Regions from separate parts of the Mus musculus genome. Here region 2 is linked to region 1. Evidence: chromatin loops called from intact Hi-C (ENCODE). Cell type or tissue: left cerebral cortex. All regions are shown on one strand. Each heading gives the region's core, and the rest is flanking DNA. Links, peaks and the distances in the headings are about the cores only. Region 1 has its middle 42 kb from the start of Runx1t1. Region 2 has its middle 13 kb from the start of Gm36488.

The links. Peaks named below come from ENCODE experiments on the same cell type or tissue, not always from the same donor. Only the 100,000 strongest peaks of a DNase experiment are listed, where the experiment ranks them.
Region 2: it touches region 1 in a loop (2.8-fold over the local background); 4 of 42 quality-filtered maps call a loop at or near these places.

Annotation. Positions count from the first base shown.
Region 1 is chr4:13,741,441-13,744,356 of GRCm38, forward strand. It overlaps a transcript of Runx1t1 not described here. Among named protein-coding and RNA genes, the nearest start is that of Runx1t1, 42 kb to the right of the region's middle. In left cerebral cortex, for the core only: a CTCF peak has its summit at 1,838; DNase peaks (open chromatin) are centred at 874, 1,581, 1,914, 2,238 and 2 more places; H3K4me3 peaks cover 2,124 bases; H3K27ac peaks cover 1,804 bases.
Region 2 is chr4:13,598,650-13,601,565 of GRCm38, forward strand. No RefSeq gene overlaps it. Among named protein-coding and RNA genes, the nearest start is that of Gm36488, 13 kb to the left of the region's middle. In left cerebral cortex, for the core only: no CTCF peak of the experiment used is centred there; DNase peaks (open chromatin) are centred at 1,287 and 1,892.

The DNA of each region.
Region 1 (2,916 bases), core at 417-2,916:
TCCCTACCCCATTCATACATTTTATATATATATATATATACACACACACACACACACACACACACACACACACACATATATATAGTGTAAAATTATTGCTAATTTATTTTCATTTTAAATTTAAATTACAACTTAAGAAGTTACATTATTTTACAAATCATTTCTGAGTAACACACCACTTTATTAATTTTAACTAAGGATTAGTGTATAATTCTAGAATGCAAACAACTCATTTTTATCTTGGACATAAAAGAATGCAGGTAACAGGGCACCAGATTATCAATATGGTTTTTGGTTCCCTCAGGAATACATAGTAAGCTCTGACATGAACCACACTAACATGAACATAAAATTCTATATTTTAAGATTATTAGTGCTGTTAAGATTTGTGAGTGTAGCAGAGAAAAAGAAAACCCTAGTGTAGAAATTCCTATAGGCTATATACCTTGATAAAATGGGGGAGATTTATGTGAAGAACATCATAATATTAAATACTAAGACAGTGTTATAATTCATTAGACAAATGTCCCAAGGAGAGGGCAGAATGTACAATGAGTGTTTTCTGAAAATGAATTGCTAAAAATGAGTACAGGCTGCAAAGACTTCAGCACTGGAAGCCCAGCTGGGCTTAAAAGGGTGGGGTGGGGGGGCTTTCATCCACTGTTAAATATTTGAAACACCACTTTAAAAAATAAAGCCACGGATGTCTTATCAGTTCTTATGACATCAGGCTGACTCTTACTCGCATGCATTTCCCCCTCTTTACAAAGATGAAATTTTAAAACATGCTCACAGGACATTTTACATTGATTTAGACCAGTTGGAGAAAACATGGTTCAGTGTAGGATTTCAAACTGTTCCACTAAATACAATAACATTTGCAGCCGTGGCACCGTTCCATGATCATTTTAAAAGATTTCATTTTACTTATCATTGCAAGCCATTATCTGATCATATTTGACCTACATATTAATATTTTCATTACCATTCAAGCCCATTTTTGCTCTGTACAAATTGTCAGCACTCTTCACGGAGATGTTATTTATTTATTCTGGAAATATCTGGAATTCTTTCACCCTACATTTTCCTTAGGGACTTCGTTCCTCCTTCTAAAGTATTGATATTAATATCTGGGGGGGGGAGGGGACCATATTCAATAAAAAACGAGGGAGAGAAAGAGGTCTCTCTTAATGGTATACTACAGGAGAAGTAGAAAAACAAAGGGGGGAAAAGAAATGATAATTGTTTTCTCTAAGGCTATTATCTAATGCGAAAGCAAATAGTCGGTCTGGAAATCAGCTAACAGAAGGGGATTAGAGAGATCTGAGAGTGGCTTGATTTCTAGCAGAGCTGTCTCTGCAGCCAGTGATGAGACACAGGCAGGGCAGCTAGGAGCTCTCCAGATGGCCAGGGAAAGTGGTCGTCTTGGGTTACTGCAGGGCACTGGGGCCACCAACACGTCCCGAGCCTGGGAGAGCATCCTTAGGGAGCCAGCCCCATGTCCAGCCTGGACCAGAGAGGGCGAGGCCAGGGAGACAGGCCTCCGGCCCGCCAGCGCACCCCTGCGAGCCGGGTCTGCCCATTGTTAACATATACTTGACCCCCGTGACCTCCCGCATGACACAGATGTCTTCCACCTCCACCACCCGCCTAGCTTCCCTACCCCCACCCCCCGCACCTGGTCGCGGCCACGCCGCCGCCTCCCTCCCGAGCGGCCGCGGCGCCCCCGGGTGCGGGCGCGCGCGGCAGCCGACCTGGTGCGGGCGCTGTGGGCGCTGTGCGCTGCGCGCGGCGCTCCTGCTCCCCGGCGGACGCCCGGACGCCCTGCAGATAAATGCAGTCGCCTTCCTCGAGAGCGAGCGAGGGCGGGCGAGGCGGACGCAGACGCCGCCTGTGACAGTGGCAATCCCCTGCGCCCCACATCACATTTGTCAGCCACAGCAGCAACAACAGAGAGGAGCGGAGGGAGGGAGCGAGGCGGGAGGAGGGGGAGCTGAGCTCGGCGCGCGCCGGGCTCCGCGTCGCAGCCTGCGTCTGCCTGGCGTCCGCCACCCCGGGCTCCTCGCCCCGCGGCTCGCTGTGCGAGGCGACTGCCGGGGATCCGCAAGACTAGGCGGGCGGTCTCTGGACGAGCGCTTGTGGGCGAGTGGCCGCGGACATTCTGGCACCGCGAGGGAAGCGGCGCCGCGCCCTGGTCCTCTGGCCCCGCCGGCCGGCACCGACCGGAGGAAGTTTTATTTGCAGCTGGGAGCCCGCGGCGGATGGTGGGACTCTCCAGCCCTGTGCAGTGTAAGTGCCAACGGGCGAGCTGGGTCGGCGGGCGGGCTGGAGAGCGGGTGGCTGGGACCGGCCTCGGGCTGGTACTGTTAATTACTATGCCGATGACCGATGACCGTCAGCATCGTTTGGATTAATTGGACCGAGAGGCTCTGGGCTGAACTTGACGCTCAACTAGAGTAGGACTGCGTAGCAGGGCAAACAAGATCATTGAGGTTGCTGGAGTCTGCGATGACACTGAACTTCGAGGACCAGATAAGACAGTATTTCCCTCCGTTTTTGCTTTAGATTCCCCGCACTCTCTTTTTAGTTATTTTAAATTTTTTTCCATCAAAGGAGAACAGAAAGATAAGCATGTCTCCTTCTACTAAACAACTGGTCAATTGGTCCACGATGTGTTTGGCAGGTGGCTCCACACCCGCATCATGGGTTTTTAAAACTGGAAGCGAAAGGCTTATTTTCATGGACACCTTAGTCCTAGGAGCAAGATTAAAAATTCCTAACTTGGTTCTGGGCTACAATTTGGGTAAGATTCTGGTTCCCTGCACCCAGGCGCTGTGCGACCGCCTGACAACTTTCTCTTACTCGGGCATTTGGGGTGCTTTGATGGGAAACCTCACAAGGATGATCAGGCGGCTT
Region 2 (2,916 bases), core at 307-2,806, 140 kb before region 1:
CTTAACACAGTAACTCCACAAAGGCTGAGCTTTTAAATATATCACTTACACTAGAGGTCCCACTAACTTTGGATTATAAAATGCATAATCTCTATCTCCAAAATACCTTTGTCCAGCAATCAAAAGCAAACAAACAAAGAAAGGAGATATTCTCAGTAGACATTTCTACTATATTCAGATGCCCAGGGACAATTCTTGTGTCTTGCTTTCAGCACTATGCGGGCTTTTCTGGTTGGAGCACAGTCACTACAGGGCAAGGGCCTTAACAGAGATTCTCAAATTTTCTGACAATTTGCTCCCAGGAGCAAACAAACTTTCCTTTCAGTGTGACAGAAGACATCAGTGTTAAGGAAATATTTGGGTGAAACGTTTCACCCATTTGGCTATAGAAAAATAGTTACCCACAAGCACACACATCAATTTATGCTTTGGGAGACGTTTATCTGACACAGGTTAAGTCAGAGGAAGTCAGTGAGCGAAAGGACATACATTTGAATGGCAAATACAGACTGCACATCATCTTGTTGAGATTTTCTCATAAGAATAGCAATTTTCAAGTGCTACAGTAGCCCCCTTTACAGGGGGAAAAAAAAGACATGTACTTTGCAAACTTTGCATGTTAATTTTACAATCTTTCTGAGGCATGAAGCAAAATCTGCATTCGAGTGTCGAATTTAAGATTGTAAGAAAGGAAAGTAACAGAGAGAGATTCTTATCATTCCAACTTCTTTTTGAAAGGTTACATTTCTAGAGCATTGTCCTCCCCAAACAACAAGATAGTACAAAATATTTAAAATAGTACAACTTAGCTAACGGAGAGAAGCAAGAGGAATGCAGCTGAGAATTCTGTGACCCAAAAGGTGGCAGAGAGTGACAAAAAAAAATCATCCATAGTGTATTAGTTATGAGTTAAGCCCCCTTAACTGATTTATTTTGCCACTTTTTTGTTCAAGTAACCTATTTAAAAATGCATCCCTACACAGAGCACCCCTATTATTAATAGTCAATGCACAGTTCAACCTGTCAAGTTTTCCCAGCCTCACTTTTGCAGGGCTTTTTTTTTTTTTAAGGAAAAAATTTAAAAAGCAAAGGCATTTCGCAGGGCACCCGCTGCCAGACACCCAGCATTTATCTTATCTCACTTGATGACTTTCCTTTTATCCTGAAATGATTTGACAATGACTCTATGATTTCCTGTACAAATTACCCTTTGAAAGTGGCGGTGGCGCTTGGCAGCGATCTTCACTTAATTACTGAGTGGATTATTAGCATACGGCTCCCCCCCTCTTCATTTCTTTATATCTTCTAGATTGCGTTGACAGTTCCCTTTCATTGCCTGCTTTAACTCACTGAATACTAAACATTATGCAGATTGCAGCTGAGAAGTGCCCAGGCTACTCCAAAGCCCTAGTCTGTACCAAGACCTTTTTGATGGAAAGTAATTTACAGGTCAGAAATCAATAGTGAGTCTGGAAAGTGCATCTGTGGGTTCTCTGAATTTAGATTGGGGTTGAGGTGGATCAGAGCACTAATGTTCAAAAGTGAATATCCCTTCTCAATTTTTCCATTTAAAAAAAAAAACTACAATAAAACAATTAGTTTTGTTGCTTCCTTTAATAGCCTCTCTCCGTCTTTAAATAGTCTAAGATAGTGAGCTTCTATTTTCTTTTCAGCTCCTTATGTTGCCACCCAAGTTGATGGGAGGGGGTTAATGAGTCCCTGTTTTCAGAAATGATCCTTCTTCAGTCCATCAAGCTAGGGGGCTAGTAAGTTGACCTCCTTGGTCTGTGCAGAGTGTGATTGTTTGCTGAGGTAAAACAAATGTGAGTGATAAATTGCAAAGCTCTCTCCAGCATGCTCAGAAGGAGCCTTCTTTCTCGTCTGTCTTGGCTCCCATCTTTTGGCAGAAATTTGCACATATGTCAGACATTCTCTCTCCAGATCTTTATGCTCTCCTCCCCCCAACTGCATGCAAAAGCATCGTCCACATTTCTTAGGCTGTAGTAGGGACATGAACCCCCTTCCCATCTCAACCTTATGGTATGGTTTAGAGTTGGTTTTTTTTGTTTGTTTGTTTTGTTTTGTTTTGTTTTCCATCTCTTTTTGGGAGGAGAATACAATACATGAGTAATCTCGGGGCTTGGTAGAAGTGACACCAAAGCTATAGGAGTCAGCACGGTGGGGGAGAACAGCTGGGTGCTGACTATGTCATCTCCATTCCAGGACTATCAACCACCAGCTTTATTCTTCTAGTGTTACATCTGCTATGAAATTTGGGTCTTCCAGGTGGCAGCCCAACATGCTGTCCAGTGCGATCAGGCCATTTAAATGCTTTGAGCTAATGCTGCAGATCCATTTTCTAAACAAGTTAGCAGATACCATATGCAGCAATTAAAGTTTTATTGAGTGGTGCCTGCTTACCATACTGAATTTGGATTGGCTACCATCTGTCGGAAAGCCTGTGGTACCATCCCCATTGCTTGAGAGAGCATTTGTAAGGATAGAAGATTTTTCTCAACTTCAGAAGAAGCTACTCAGATTTTTTTTTAACACGCAAACCTACAAAAGTAGGATTTTCTCAAATTAAGAGAACCAGACCTCTAGATGTTAGCACAGAATGTGCTATTAAACATAATGTCCAGGAGTGTGGAGTCTTGTAACATCTGCCCTGATTTGTTTTTAATATATTGTTCCCTCCACAATTCTCAGAAACACTTTCCATAGATAACACAGTAAACCCAAATTAGAATTAGGCAAAAATATAAGCACTGTTTCTGTCAACATTAACATAGTATCCTTCTTGTATAATAATAATAATAATAATAATAATAATAATAATAATAAGAAGAAGAAGAAGAAGAAGAAGAAGAAAGTTATCTAAAACTCTGGTAACTGAAGCTAGAGGAAGATAAAGCT